2 separate regions of the Mus musculus genome follow, and region 2 is linked to region 1. A link is a loop called in an ENCODE intact Hi-C map of the cell type or tissue named here. Cell type or tissue: heart. All regions are shown on one strand.

Evidence for each region. Peaks named below come from ENCODE experiments on the same cell type or tissue, not always from the same donor. Only the 100,000 strongest peaks of a DNase experiment are listed, where the experiment ranks them.
Region 2: it touches region 1 in a loop (2.5-fold over the local background); 2 of 42 quality-filtered maps call a loop at or near these places.

Annotation. Positions count from the first base shown.
Region 1 is chr7:24,502,754-24,510,753 of GRCm38, forward strand. Cadm4 (cell adhesion molecule 4) reads left to right here. Exons shown (of 9, transcript NM_153112.3): 8 at 1-41; 9 at 759-1,780. The coding sequence ends at 868. It overlaps Zfp428 (zinc finger protein 428), which reads left to right and starts at 4,334. Exons shown (of 3, transcript NM_146183.2): 1 at 4,334-4,683; 2 at 7,793-8,000. The coding sequence starts at 7,925. In heart, no CTCF peak of the experiment used is centred here; DNase peaks (open chromatin) are centred at 3,898 and 4,738; H3K4me3 peaks cover 3,042 bases; H3K27ac peaks cover 2,095 bases; H3K27me3 peaks cover 1,703 bases.
Region 2 is chr7:24,437,342-24,445,341 of GRCm38, forward strand. It overlaps a transcript of Irgc1 not described here. Among named protein-coding and RNA genes, the nearest start is that of Irgc1, 5.8 kb to the left of the region's middle. In heart, a CTCF peak has its summit at 4,639 (motif pointing right); DNase peaks (open chromatin) are centred at 903, 4,630 and 5,255; H3K27ac peaks cover 804 bases.

The sequences.
Region 1 (8,000 bases):
TGTGCTAGTGGGCATGGTCTGGTGCTCCGTCCGACAGAAGGGTAAGTGAGGGCGGGGCCTGAAATCAGTGAAGGGTGTGGTCATTTCTGATTCTGGATTGCAAGGGGATGGAGCCTAGACACTGGATTGGATTTGAAATCAAGCCATAGTTTTGACTAATACCCTGTAGGGTGGAGCTTTTGGCCCTGGGCTCTGAAAGGGCTGAGATTTAGCAGAATAAGGGGAGAGATTTTGAGTAATTTATTTTTCAAGTTGCTGAATTTATTGACAGCATAGACTTAAAGGAATACTATCAGAAAGCGGGGGAAGGGTTGGGAAGGAGGTGCAGGGGAGGGGACTCCATTGATAGACTCTGTCTTAGCATGAACAAAGCCGCCCAGAACTGAACATGGCGGTGGATGCTTCTAACTCCAGTATTTGGGAGATAGCGGCAGGGGAATACAAAGTGCAAGGTCACTTGTAACTATCAAGTTTGAGGCTTACCTGGGAAACTGGAGACCATGTCTCAACAAAAAAAAAAAAAAAAAAAAAGGGCATATCGGGGATGAGGGTGGGTCCTCTGTGACTTTTTGGAGTCTTCCTAATTCCTCTTTACCTCTTTCTCTACCTTTGTCCTGTGCCTCACTGAACTGGACTCTGGTTCCCTTTCTCCCACTTCCTTCATATGCTGTGTCTCTTGCCTGTCTCCTTTTCCTATACACACTCCCTGGGTCTTCATCACCATGCCCTTTGCCCTGGGGACATCTTCCTGCTCTCAGGATCCTATCTGACCCATGAGGCCAGTGGCTTGGATGAGCAGGGAGAAGCCAGAGAAGCCTTCCTCAATGGCGGCGATGGACACAAACGGAAAGAAGAATTCTTCATTTGACCCTACTCCCCCACCGCCAGCTGCAAGGAGCCAGCAAAGACATTGACCAGAGTCCGGGATGGGATGGTGGTCTTCTCCCCCACTAGCTAACACCTCGGCGCTTGGGCAGGGGTTGGGGGTGTTGGATGCCTGGATCTCTCCCAGGGCCAAAGGCTAGGGTCCAGAGACTTGGGATCCCCTATGGAGACAGGGACTTAAGGACCCTCCTAGACCCCCAGTCCTGGGACGGGTAATAAGGATTTGGGTTGGGGGAAGAAAACAGGGGGAAGGCCAGAACCCCTAGGCTACAGAACCAGGTCTTGTGGGGGAGGGGGCCAGATTCTGGGAAGGGTGGGGTGGGCAGGGAAGGGAAACACAGATTTCTTTGGGGTCCCAGACCCCATGCCAGCCATTGTAAGAGTTCCACAGAGCTCTGGGCACCTCTTTGCAAAGCCATGTTTGCACGGTGGGGGGAGGGGCAGGGGAGGGCGTGGAAATGGGAATTCTGTGTCTTTGTGTGAAAACTCCGATGGGGGGGGCAGTAAGGGAGACAACCCCGACTCTTATCCAGTCCCCCTTCTCTGGGTTCCTGGGCGGCTCCCCTTCCCTCCATCTTGACCCCCACGTCCTTCCCGTTCCATAATTGTCTGTTCACCCGCTCTTGGGGGGGCCTTCCCCGTCTCTCCTCCAGGCCCCCCGGGGAGGGGGAAAGGAGTTTGGAGGGGATGTGTGGTTCTCTATGGTTTTATATATAATATATTAAAAAATCAAAAATCTGTATGAAAATATCAGATTGCACCCCTCTCCCCCCATTACTGGCTTTTGCCCCTTTTTCTTGTTTAAAAAAAAAATGAAACACATTTTTGTACGGGGCGGGGAGGGGATAGGGAGGGGGTTTGGCAATCCCACTAACCACCATTAAACTGAGGAGAGAACAAGTATGGGGTGGCTGTGTGTCTGTCCCTCTGTCCGCCGCTGTACCGCTAGGAAGGGGGGGGGGGATGCAGGCGCTGGGGTGGAGCACCGTGGATGCTGATACACAGGAAGATGAAGGAGCCAGACCTCCGAGAGGCCAACCACCAGCCACTCTTCCTCAAAATCCCAGACTTGGGGGATTTTTTGGGGAGGGGGGCGGTGAGAGGCGTGGTGAGGATTTTGTTTGTTTGTTTCTTCGTTTTGAGACAGCATCTTATACTATAATACAGGCAGGTCTTGAACTCCGGTAACCCTTCTGCCTCAGCTTCTAAAAAGCTGGGGTTACAGGCTGATCCAACCACAGCCAGCAATTTGTGAATAAAACACACACACACACACACACAAACACAAAAGAGGCTTTTTTTTTTGTTTTGTTTTGTTTTGTTTTTTTCAGTTTAACAGGAATCTGAAATTTGATCCTGTTCTAGGCTTTAAGGGCTCAAGGTGAAAAGGTCACTGTACTCTGACCTTTGTGAAACTTTGATGAAGGAAACAGACGCATCTAGGCAGCAATGGGAACAGTTTCAGAGCCGGACGTGGTGGGATACACCTGGAAGCCCAGCACTCAGCGAGCAGAAGCTCAGGGCAGCCTGCTCTACAGAGCAAGTTCCAGGCCACTCCTAGCTACTTAGCAAGACTGCAAGACTGTGTGCCCCTACCCCCCAAGCAGAAAAGCTTAAAGCTTGCTTTAAATTGTAAAGAGGGCTCTTAATATTTATATGCTTAAAATCTTAAAATTCCAGCCTTCAAGGAGCTGAGGCAGGAGAGTGAGTTTGAGGACAGCCTGGGCTACACATTAGGCTCCTGTTTCAGAAAGAAAGGAAGGTGGGTCAATCAGTCTCCTGTGGTGGTGGCTTACACTTTTAATTCCCAGCACAAGAGGCAAGTGGATATCTGCAGCCAGCCTGGTCTACATAGTAAACTCCAGGCCAGGGTTAAGTAGTGAGACCCTGCCTGAATAAAATAAACACACACACACATACACACTCACGCACGCACACGCGTGCGGCGGTGGGGGGTTGGGTGGGTACTGTTTTATTTTGTTATGGAAATTTTCATGCAGAGTGAGGAGACTTAAAGAACTCCAAAGCCCCAGGCACCCTCCACCCCATTTCCACCCAGAGCGCTGCATTTATTGAGACCAGTGCTGTGTCAATTTCCCTAAATCACTCAATCTGCAGGAGCTGTATCATCAAGGAAGGCCCTTCGGATTGGCATCAATACCAGGAGAGAGTGAGCTCGGAGCAGCAGGGACAAAGGGTTTTCCCGATGAATCGAAAGGCAAGATCAAAGCCTGAGACAGCAAAGGGATTACTGTGTTTGAAGTGCTGGGGATATGGACCAGATAAAACGGTGGGTGGGTCCAGAAGAGGCGTCAGGGACACAAGTTTGACTGGGAGACCAGGTGTGGGAGGTGCATACCTGCCACCCCAGCCTTTGGGAAGCTGAGGCAGGAGAACTGCAGGGAGTTGACGAAAACCACCCGGAGCTAGAGTGAGTTCCAGAATACACAAGGAGACTCTCAGAAACAAAGCAAAACACAACTATTCCTTTTCTGTGGTGTAATGGGACTCTAGAGTTTTAAATTGCTAGTGATAAAAGCATTCGGGAAGGAGAGGGCTGTAGGGATGGCTACAAATAGTCAGCATGAAGTTATGGCCCTTTAAAATTACCCACAGGAGCTGGGCTGGCTGCCATATGCCTGTAATCTCAACATTCAAGAGGTAGCGTTCAAGGTCATTTTCTTCGACCCAGGTGTTGGAGGCTAGCCTGAGCTACATGAGACTCTGCCTCAAAAAAGAAAAAAAAAAGAAAGAAAAGAAAGAAAAACAAAAAAAGAAATAAAAAAGCAAACACCTATAGCAGACTTTCTAATTGTGCTCCACGGAAAAGCTGCCTTGACTCCCTCTAAGAATGCAAGCACTACTTTGCCTCTGGAAATTTGCATCAGCTATTCCCTCTGCTTTTTGGCATTCTACTTGGCTCCAGTTCAGACCTGGCTTAAAAATCAGCCCTTGGAAGCCCTTGCAGAACCTCGAGCTGGGGCAGGCGTTTCTGGCATCCACGGCCTCCTGCCGTCTACCTCTCTCTCTTCCAGGTCTTGACAGTTCTAAGTATTTGTCTAATCAAATGTGGTTCGTTTTCCTTAGACTGGGGGTTCAGATCTCTCGCAACGCAGAAACCACGTGCTGTCCAGGAATTTATCCTAGGTGACAGGGACGTGAACGGGGTCCCAGACCTTCGGTAGTTTCGGGACAAGGTTGCCAGCCCACCACGATTAAGTCTGCAGTCCCCTACACGCATGCGCTTTATTTTTCCAGGTGCCCCCCCCCTCCCCATCCATATGCTAATCACTGCGCTCTGAAGAACAGCCTCTCCCGGGAATATGCAAATCACATCCTCCAGTGCGGGAGGCCTTCCTTTGTCCCGCGCTAGGATTATGCAAATGAGCGAGCCTCCAGCCCGGGGGATCCGGGCCGAGTATTTAGGCCCCCACTCTCCCCCCTCATTCCAAGGCATCCACTATTTATAAGGCGCGTTCGCTCTACCGCGCACGCACGCACGCGCGATTCTTAAAGCTTCTTCACCCTTCGGGCCGCAGACTGTACCAAGTCTAGCGGGGCCGTGAGCGGCAGAGCCCGCCACCCCCGCCGGCGTGAGCTCTACAGCCTTCGCCATCCTCTGAGCCCCTCTTCCCATCGACCTCCGGGAATGGTCCATCTGACCGCGCACGCGCCCCTCGCTCGCCCCTCGCTCGTTCGCCCGTTCGCTCGCCCGCTCGCCTAGCCTCCCGAAACGCAGGCGCAGTGCCCGGGCGTGCAGCCGCCACCGCCGAGCCTGATCCGGGGCCGCCGGCGTCGGTGAGTGTCCGAGCTTGGGGGGGGCCGCGGGGCATGCTGGGAAGCGGGCGATACAGCCCCGCTGCATGACGGGAGCCCGCGGCCGCTTGGCCGAGTGACCGGCCCGGGAGTCCCTTGCTTTCCCCAGCACGCGGCTCGGGACCCAGCACAGCTTCGCCTCGAGGCATTGTGGGAGCCCGTGGGCCAGGCGTTCTGGGCCTGGGGCATTCTGGGAAGGGCCTGGGCTCCTGGAGGGGACTTTTTTTTTTTTTTTTTTTTTTTTTTTCGTCGCACACGCCTTCTGTGAGAAGCCCCGGGGCAAGGAGCGTTTGGGTGCCTGGTGGTCGTTAAAGGCCCGAGGCATCGTGGGACGCTGTCACGGGGCATTGTGGGAGCTGATCTTTATTGTTTGGTACCGGGGTTTGTCCGAGTCCCAGTCCTACCTAGCGTTGTGCGGAAAGGTATCTATTGTGTTCACTCACGCACTGTGAGGCGTATGTGTGGGTGGGGTCCTGGCCACTCTGCTTTTGAGGGAACTGAGGCATACGGTTTCATGTAGCTGGGTTTTGGACCCACAATATCGCGGAGTACAACCTAGAATTTATAATTTACCAAGTGCTGAGTTCGCAGAGGTGCATCACCACGCCCAGCTGGCTTCCACCTGTCCTAATGCTTCCACTTGATATCCGGAACGTTCTGGAAGAAGCTTTATATAATGTGGGTTTGGAGAGGGATGGCTGTCCCCAAGTAAACCCCCAAGAAAAGTCCTAACAATCCTTGCTGTGATGGTCAAGTAGAATAATAGTTAAAGCCCAGTGTGGTGTCACGCGCCTATAATTCCTGCTGGGGCAGGAGGATTCGCTATTCTAGACCTGTTTTTTTTTTTTTTTTTTTTTTCCTTTTGGGGAGGGCATCAGATCTCAAAAAAAGAAGGGGGAGTGGGTTTATGGAATGGCTAATCCTAGGTATTGTTGCATGGAACACATATATTAAATATTTAAAATAGAAACAACCAGTTGTCCTCAGTTTTTCTTTGCTGAATGGTGCGAGTTTTTCCAAAAATAATGTATTACTACAGAATTAGAGGGGCCCAACATCTGATGATTAATCATGAGAGCTCTTCCTTGCCAGTCACTATTTCTCGGTCCTTCAAAGGCCTGATCCAGTATCTAGGTGTCTTTAGTAAATTCCCTATCCAATGATGCCACCTCCTCCTCTTGCTCCAGCCGCATTCCTCCAACAGCAAATTTGACATTTGGGCTTTGAACAGTGTGCTTTCTACCATTGTTTGTGCCCCCAGGCCCTAAATTCAGGCTTTGCCATATTATTAGTGTCCATATCTATTGTCCCCAGAACCTGGGAAGCTGAAGTTGGAGGATTGCAAGTTCAAGGCCAGCCTGGACTGTATAGTAAGAGTCTAAAGGAGAGTGGAAACCGTATTGTTTTTAGTCCTACACTGCCTGGTCTTGCAAGGTCCTGTCACAATGCAGTAGGAGGAAGAAACGTGTGCATTGAGAGAAACAGGAATTATGGGAGCCAAGGAGCAATGTGGATGGTTATAGGTGAGCTTTGCAAGGGTGAAAATAAACACTCTGGATCCACAAAGAGGAAGGAGAAAATTCCAGATGGGAAATGGAGGAGAATGAACTAGGACTGCCCTTCTCTGGCTATAAAAGGCCTTTATGTGGCCCTGCCCCCAACCCCACCAGAAGCCTGGAGAGTTGAGCAAAGGAGTAGAGTCTATGAGATCTCTTCCTTCCTTCCTTCCTTCCTTCCTTCCTTCCTTCCTTCCTTTCTTTTTGTTTTGTTTGTTTGTTTGTTTGTTTTGTTTGTTTGTTTGTTTTTTAAGACAGGGTTTCTCTGTGTAGCCCTGGCTGTCTTGGAACTCACTCTGTAGACCAGGCTGGCCTCAAACTCAGAAATCCACCTGCCTCTGCCCCCAAAGTGCTGGGATTAAAGGCGTGCACCACCACACCACTGCCCGACTCTTTCTTTTTTAAGACAGTGTGTCATTTAGTTCATACGAGCCTCAAATTCTATGTAGCCAGCTCTGACCTTAAACTGCAGATTTACCAGCCTGAGAGCTAAGACTGTGGGTGTAGACTGCCTACTTCTATTCAGAGCATGGCTTTGGATCTTTGTTGAACCACAGTCTGGTGAGGTGGCCAGTGTGAACTTGGACTTTGGACAGTGTGCAGGTCTTCTTCCTTCCTCTTCTGCTTCGAGGGAGCTGTTTCTGTGTGCCAACCAAAGCCTGGACTTGAGAAGGATACAGACAAGAAAAGTTGGGTCCTGTTTGAAGCACTAGGCAGAAAATGACAGATTTGAGTTCAAACCTCAAAAGTCAGCGAGGCTGACTTTTACAAAATTAGGTTGACGTCTAAAACACGCCAGGCACAGTGATGTTCCTGTGATCCTGACACTGGGAGGAAAAGAGGCAGGAAGATCTGGAATTCAAGGTCATCTGAGGCTCCTTAGTAAACCTGAGGCCAGCCTGGGATATATGACGCCTTGCTTCAAACAAGCACAAATGGAAGGGTATGGATTCAGCCCGGTTGGCAGAGTGGGTTGTTTGCCTAGCGTGCCTGACGCCCCACAGTTTGATCTCTAGCATTTGGGAGGTAGATCCAGGAGCATTGGGAATCCAAAGTCAGTCTGGGGTATTTAAAATCCTGTCTCATAAAAAGAAAACAGTTTAAAACATTTCCAGGCTAGCTAGTATCTCAGCTGTACCAAGTATTCTGTGTCCTTAATAGTCAACAATCTGTGACTCTTCTTCCTGGTGGTCCTCCCTCCCTCAGCCCCAGACCTTCCTACAGCTAAAGGGTTAATGTCTGGCACTTAGTTATGATTGGTGACCATACCAATACCTTCCTTTAGATAACTTGGGATGTCTTCTCTCCCTACTTCACTGACTAAGAACCACAAGACAGTCTGTTGCCCAGATAACTGGATTCAAGGCCTCCTGGGGACAAGGTCTGCAGAGTTGAGACTCTGTACACAGTCAAGACAGGACAGAGGCCATCTTTGCCCCACCCCAGCACTGAGCACGCAGTGGTCTTAGAATGGGGACAAGTGTTACGTAAAAATTTATTGAGTCACCGCAGGCCTTTCTTTTCTCCCTGTCCAGCACCCCTCTCTACCTGCCAACATCCTGTATTAGAGGAGCTTGTGGCTGGAGGTGTGACCGCGGGAGAGCTGGCCGGGGAGGGACCCTGCTCAGTCGCTGCTCTGCTCCTGTCTCTTGTCCCCTCCCCCCGCCATGACAGAGACCCGTGAACCCACTGAGACTGGAGGCTACGCCAGCTTGGAGGAAGATGATGAAGACCTTTCCCCAG
Region 2 (8,000 bases), 65 kb before region 1:
CCAGTCAGGCTACTTGAGAAGCTGAGGCAGGAGGATCACCCGTTCCAGGCCTGCTGCTGAGTGAATTCAAGGTCATCCTGGGCAACTTGCTGACACTTGTTTCAAAATAGTAAACCAACTATCTCACGCTCATGCCCGTAGCTCATGCCCGTAGCTCATGCCCGTAGCTCATGTGTACAGTCCAGGCACTCAGACACACACAGAGTTAAGAGGATAGCGGTGAACCTAAAGTCAGCCTCAGCTACAGGGTAAGGTCAGGCTAAGCTAACCTGAGGCCCTACTTCAAAAAAAAAATCAATAATTCAAAATTAAAGACAAGGTCTGAGATGTTCCTCAATAGTAGCGTACTTGCCCAATGCATGCAGACCTCTAGGTTCAGTTCCTAATGCCACACACACACACACACACACACACACACACACACACACACGTGAGGCCGAGACTCCCACTAATAAGAGTCAAAGCACCCAGTCATGGCGTCTGGGGACTGCAGCTGCTCTCAGGACCCTGCTCTTAGCTACAGCTTCTCTACCATCTGGTCCATGGGCACCTGCCTGTCCTATCTCCCTCATAGCCTCCCTCAGCCAGGCTCTACGGGCGTTCTTTCTCCTATCTGTTTTCTAGGATGAACCTTGGGCTTCTAAATCTTGAAGGCTCATTCTGGCCATGGGAGGATCCCCCAGAGCTGGGGACAGAGGCCCCAGAGCTGGGGACAGATTATTGCCTGGATCTAGGGAAGGAACGGCTGCTGCCCACTGAGTCCAACCTTTCCAAGCCTCAGGCAGCAGCTGCGGGCTCGATGGGATCCTGCTGACTAGCAAACCAACGAAACGGAGTCAAAAATAGCCTCAGACATTCCTCAACACTGAGCAGACTGTGTGTGGCACGTCCCCAAGGCTCCTTCCCCAAACTCACAGACACGTGCAACGCCCGGGTGGGGGAGCGAGGAGGGACTAAAAGACCAGCAACACAGCATCATCAAACAGATCTGCAGACATAAGCCAAGGGGCCAGAGAGATGGCTCCAAGGATAAGAGCACTGGCTGCTCCTGCAGAGAACTCAGGGTCGGTTCCCAGCACCCATGTGGCAGCCCACCAATGTCTTTATCTCTAGTTCCAGGGGATCTGACACCCCCTTCTGACCTCCATGAATATCATGCCCGCACACAGAGCACATGCATACATGGAGGCAAAACACTCATACACATAAAATAATTTTTAAAATATTTTATTATTTTATGTCTTTATCAGTATAATTCAATAAAATTAAATCGATTAACCATAGAGAAATAAACTTGGGCTGGTGAGCTGGCTCAGCGGTTAAGAGCACTGACTGCTCTTCCAGAGGTCCTGAGTTCAAATGCTAGCAACCACATAGTGGCTCACAACCATCTGTAATGGGATCTGATGCCCCCTTCTGGTGTGTCTGTAGATAGCTACAATGTACTCATATACATTAAATAAATAAACCTTAAAAAATAAAAATAATAAACTTAACCAGTTCTGTTTGCCTTAAAAGGAACATTAATGAGCTAGGTGTGGTGGTGCACCCCTTTAATCCCAGCACTCAGGAGGCAGAGGCAGGTGGATCTCTGTGAGTCTGGGGCCAGCCTGGTTTACAGTGTAAGTTTCAGGACAGCAAGGGCTACACAGAGAAACCCCATGGGGGTGGGGATGGGGGTGGGGATGGGGGTGGGGGCGAGGGTGGGCAGTGTCTTATAAAGAAGCTTTCAGACAAGGCTGATAACCCAAATCTGATCCCTAGGACCCATATGGTCAATGGAGAAAACTGATTCTGACAGCCTGTTCTCTGACTTGCACATGTGCTCCTTGGCAACACACACACACTAAGATGCAAGTTTTTAAAAGAGAAAAGCCATGCAAACAAGATCAGCCTGATGCTCACAGCCACCATCCAAACATTTGGAAGATGGAGGCAGGAGGATCCTCGGGCTCGCTGGCCCGTCTGCCTAGCCTGCTTGGCCAGCGAGCTCAGGTGGCGATGCCCAGCTTTTACATGGATGCTGAGATCTGAATTCCCTCCCCATGCTTGCATAGCAAGGACTCTTACCCACTTAGTCATCTCCCCAGCCCACAGTTAAACCTTTTCTATTTAGTTTAGTGTGTTAAGAACTCAGCATTAGAGGGCATGCTTGGCATACAGGAGGCTCTGGGTTCCATCCTCAGCGCCAGAGAGAATGAAGGAAGTAAAATGGGAACAGGGGTAGGGGAGGAAGAGAAGGAGGAAGCAGAGGAGGGAGAGGCAGAGGAGGGGGAAGAAGAGGAGGGGCAGGCAGAGGAGGGGGAGGAAGAGAAGGAGGAAGCAGAGGAGGGGGAGGCATAGGAGGGGGAGGAAGAGAAGGAGGAAGCAGAGGAGGGAGAGGCAGAGGAGGGGGAAGAAGAGGAGGGGGAGGCAGAGGAGGGGAGACAGGGGAGAAGAGGAAGAAGAGGCAGAGGAGGAAGAGGGGGAAAGGGAAGAGGAGGAAGAAGAGGAGGAAGAAGAGGGGAGGAGGGGAGGGGGAGGAGGTGGGACCAGGTCCAGCAGAGAGAACAGAGATGAATAACCTCTCTGCACTTGCTCTTCCCTTCCTTCTGAATGTAATCAAACCTAAGACGCTGGTGGCTGTCGGACACGTCTTTTTTGATCCTGCTAACAAAGAAAAAAAAATGATGCTGCCAATAAAACCACAACATGACATTTCCTTATCACTTAAGATGTTTATTCTGGGACAGCTGAGAGAGCTCTTGGGAACTTATTTAGAAAGCACAGATCCTTATCACACATCAGTTCTATACTCACAAAAATAGAGTGGTGCCCGCTGCCAGTCATGCCAGCACTCGGGAGGCAGACATGGGAGGACTGATAATGCGAGGCCAGCCTGAGCTACACACAGTGAGATCTTGTACCAAGAAACAACAGCACCTGGATCTGCCAGGGCACTGGTGGCGCACACCTTTAACCCCAGCACTTGGGAGGCAGAGGCAGGTGGATTTCTGAGTGCGAGGCCAGCCTGGTCTCCAGAGCTATCAGGCTAGCTAGGGCTACACAGAGAAAAAGAAACAAAGCAGAACAAATGTTGATAGGGTGAGATAGCCCAGCAGATAAAGGTGCCTGCCAAACCGCAGGAAGGCTAAGGTGGAGCCCTAGGAACCAACACTCCAACAGACCCACACATACACAACCCCCACACACACCTACAACACACATGCGCACTACTCATACATACACACCACACATAGACACATATACAACACATACCACACACACCACACGCACACGTTAAACACAAATACACACACACTGAAGTAAATGAAAACAAAATCCAGCGATCCTGAAACTCGCCTGCACACTGTGCCTTCTGGTCTCTCCATTCCCAGCAGTCCAGCCCCGCCAGGCTGGACCCATCCTGGAGTTTCACTGAATAGATTGTGGTTTTATTCTTGTGTTTGTCTGGATCCTCCCCACTCCCCCCCCCCCCTTTGACAAGATCTCTTGTAGGCCAGGCTGACCTTGAACCATGTAGCTGAAGATGACCTTGGACGTTCTTCCTCTCACTGGCACCTTCTGGGTGCTGGAAATACAGGGTGTGTGTGTGTGTGTGTGTGTGTGTGTGTGCGCGCGCGCGCCAACATGAAATCATCCTCCAGAGTTTCTCTTATTCATTCGAACACTGGCTGCCTTATGGCCACCAGATTCTGTTCTAGGCCGGACACAGTAGTGGATAGGACTCTACATCTCAGGCTGCCTTGAGACTCACTATGTAGCCCAGGTTGATCCTTGTTTTGTGGAACTTATATTTTCATTAATTTATTTATTTGTGTGTGTTGTTGTTGTTTTGCCTGCATGTATGTCTGTGTGAATGTTTAAGACCCCCTGGAACTGGAGTTACAGACAGGTGTGAGCTGCCATGTGGGGGCTGGGAATTGAACTCATGTCCTCTTGAACAGCAGCCAGGGCTTTTAACCTCTGCGCCATCTCTCTAGCATATATATATATATATGAATGATTGATTTGATTTAATTTTATTTATTATATATAAGTACACTGTAGCTGTCTTCAGAAACACCAGAAGAGGGCATCAGATCTCATTAGGGATGGTTATGAACCACCATGTGGTTGCTGGGACTTGAACTCGGGACCTCTGGAAGAGCAGCCAGTGCTCTTAACTGCTGAGCCATCTCTCCAGCCTTAGCCCTTATATTTTTAAAAGATATAGATAATGAAAATAAGATGAGGCCAAGTAGTAATGAGAAAAGAGAAGAAAAGGAAATCAAGGAGAAAGCGACAGGATTTGGAAGCTACAAGATGGCTGCCCTTTTATAGTCGATTGCCACATGTGGTTTCCTTCTCCCCAAATGTGAATTCCAGGCTTCCCTGGAGACATGGAATAAATTTTGAGCTGTCCTTGAGAATTGCTGTCATCAGTAGGATTCTGGGACTTCAGTACTAGACTGTGAGAGGGACTGGGTCCATATTCTTTTTTTTTAATTTATTGTTTGTTTGTTTGTTTGTTTGTTTGTTTTTGCACCCTGGCATGCTGGGGAAGAGATCTGCTACCCTCCTGGGATAGGGACAGCCACTGACAGATGAGCCAAAGTGAACTAGCATACCCCAGCCACTAGGGAGCAGCAGCTGAACGCAGCCTATGTGCAATGCCACAGGAGGTCAGAAGAGGGTGTGGTGTCCTCTGGAGCAAAAGCTACAGGTGGTTGTATGTTCTGCATAGATGCAGGGAACTAGAGCTCTGTCCTTGGAGAGCAGCAAGCACTCTTAACCATTGGGCCATCCCCCCAGACCTCTGTGGTACATTTTAGGGCTTCCTCAGCTCCATTCCTAACTCCTGCCCACACTCCCTCCTTCCCTCTTTCCTTTCTTTCTTTCTTTTTTCTTCTTTCTCTCCCTGATCCTCCTGCCTCCACCTCCCAAAAGGATAGGCGTGTTTCACCACACCCAGCTAGGATTTTTTCTTTCAATGAACAGGAGGAATATGTCATCCAAGCTTTTAAGCTTATTGTAAATTATGTGTGATATGCAAAAACGGAACAGATATTAGTCCGTGTCCTGTAATCAGGATGTTTATTGCTAAATCTATCCTCGAGGGAGGAAGATAAAAGGAAATTGCACGAGTTCCCACCAAAAGCAGAAAGTGGAACTGTGAACACCTCCCACGACAGGGTGACAACTTAAGTATGTCCACACTTCAGTCATGAGGCCCACACCACACAGCCGAGGACCGGGGGAACTGATACTTGGGGCCTGTCATGAGAGGCTAGAAAGTGGTACAAATGGAAATAGAGAGCCAGTCAGCTGTGGTGGCATAGATTTTCCTCTCAGCACTGGGGGTAGCCGCTGGTTTTGAATTGGTTCCTACTGATCTACCTCCTTTGTCCCGTTCCAAGAGAAACTTCCACTAGCAGGCGGGTGGGAACATTCTGAAAGACCAGAGAATGGAGTATTATTATTAAGTAGCATATATCTATCATCTGTAATTAAGCCTGAAAACTGAGAGGAGAAAGACCAGTTCCACAATTATACAACTGAAGCAAGTTTTATTTTAGAGGTGCACCCGGGACTGGCCGACTGGCTCTCTCACCCTAAGCTGGGATTTTATTGAGCAGCCCCAACAGGTGTTTTTGGTCCTTTTTAAAAGATTAAAAGCTGAGTCAGACAGTGGTGGCTCAGGCCTTTAATCCCAGCACTCGGGAGGCAGAAGCAGGTGGATTTCTGAGTTCCAGGCCAGCCTGGCCTACAGAGTGAGTTCCAGGACAGCCAGGGCTACACAGAGAAACGCTGTCTCAAAACAAACAACAATAACAAACCCCTCCTATGTTCCTGCATGTCTTTGGCAACAGTTTGTTCTCTCTTTGCTGTACTGATTCTCCGTAACACGCACTTCCCGCTGACGTGCTGTCTGTATTTTCCTTTCTCCTCTGTCTCCCGAACTATCCGTGTCAACCTGACTGGTTCTGAGACCAACTAAGACTCAAACCCTCTGGGGAACCTACCTGTGAGGGATTTTCTGGGAAAACCCATCCCGAATGGGGGAGGGGCACGGTCTTCACACAGCTCAGATATAAGAGTGTCCACAGGAAAAGGCAGCCTTAGCCGGGCAGTGGTGGCACACACCTTTAATCCCAGCACTTGGGAGGCAGAGGCAGGCAGATTTCTGAGTTCGAGGCCAGCCTGGTGTACAGAGTGAGTTCCAGGACAGCCAGGGCTACACAGAGAAACCCTGTCTCGCAAAAACAAAAAACAAAAAAGAAAGAAAGGAGAGGCAGCCTTTGTGGTCGTGAGGTCAAGAAAGAAGACTTAGCTTTCCGGAAGCCATAGTCCCAGAAAGGATGTCCAGCCTGGAGCCCTGACTTGTCCCCAGAGGCTACCAGGCTTCTCAGTGCCCGAGAACGACAGATGAGAGGCTTCATTGCCAAGGAGATACAGCGAGATTCTTCAGGACAGCGCAAGGATGCCTCGGCCTGGGTGATGATTGACTGCGCAGTGTGTCCCGCAGGCCAGCAGGTAGCCTGGGAACTCTGATGCCTCTGAGCCACCCACAGTCCCCTGCTTGGGCTGCAAGAGCCAGAACCGGGTAGAGAAGTATTAAGTAGCATGAGGAGAGGGTAAGGAAGGGAATTAGGGGTCATACCCAGGCAGAGGTTCACAACTGCACATGCACATACCTTACACACACACACACACACACACACACACACACACACACAGAGCTCACAGACTCACTTTGCACATGAACAGAATTCCTGTCCTTGTTGAGAACTCACTGGAGACTTCTAGCCGTTAACCTCTGGGCCAGTCTCAACTGTTCCTTCAAATATCCACAAGTGACTGCTTTGTAGAGGATATGATAGACAACATGAAAGCAAAATGGTTTCTTATTTCTCTAATGTGAAAACCCAAGAAGAAGTCAGGTATGGTTGCACACACCTTTAATCCCAGCGCTCAGGAGGCATATGCAGGTGGACCTCTGAGATTGAGGCCAGCTAGGCCTGCACAGTAAGACCCTGTCCAAAAATTCAAACTAAAACAACCTCAGGGGTCAGGTTGTAATCCTGAGGGAGAGCCCCTGCCTAGAATCCCCCAGGGAGGGGCTGGGGGCGTGGCTCAGTGGTAGAGCCCCTGCCTAGAATCCCCCAGTGAGGGGCTGGGGGCGTGGCTCAGTGGTAGAGCCCCTGCCTAGAATCCCCCAGGGAGGGGCTGGGGGCATGGCTCAGTGGTAGAGCCCCTGCCTAGAATCCCCCAGTGAGGGGCTGGGGGTGTGGCTCAGTGGTAGAGCCCCTGCCTAGAATCCCCCAGTGAGGGGCTGGGGGCGTGGTTTGTTGGTAGAGTGCCTCCCTAGCATTCATAGCACCTTAGGGTCTATCCCCAAAATGGAAAATAAGGAATCTCACACAACTGTAGATTATGTAAATCCTTATCATATATGTCTGTGTACATTTATGCAAACACATGCATACATATAGTTTGAGCTCAGGCTAACCTCAAACTTAACAGTCCTCCTGCCTCTACCTCTCAATGCTAGAATTTATCGCTGCGCAGCACCGTGCCTGGCACATGGCCAGGAATAAATACTTTTGAACACTTCTAAACAGAGCCATCGTCCTATTTTCCCATAAGTATCCGTTTAGAGTCCCTGCAGTTCCATCCATAGCGCCTGCTGTGCTCCGGAATGACAGTATTCTATGTGGGCGCAGGAAGCCACAGGTGGCTGCTGAGCACTGGAGCCCTTGCTAGTTAGTGCACATCAAGATGCACTGTCGAAAATAAACGGCAAACTTGCCAGAAAAAGTGAATGTAGTGTATACTTTCTTTCCTCCTCTTCTTCTTTTGCATTTTATTTTGTGTTTTGAAACAGGGTTTCTCTGTGTAGCCCTGGCTGTCCTGGAACTCACTTTGTAGACCAGGCTGGCCTCAAACTCAGAAATCTGCCTGCCTCTGCCTCCCAAGTGCCGGGATTAAAGGCGTGCGCCACATTTTCTCTGCATTGG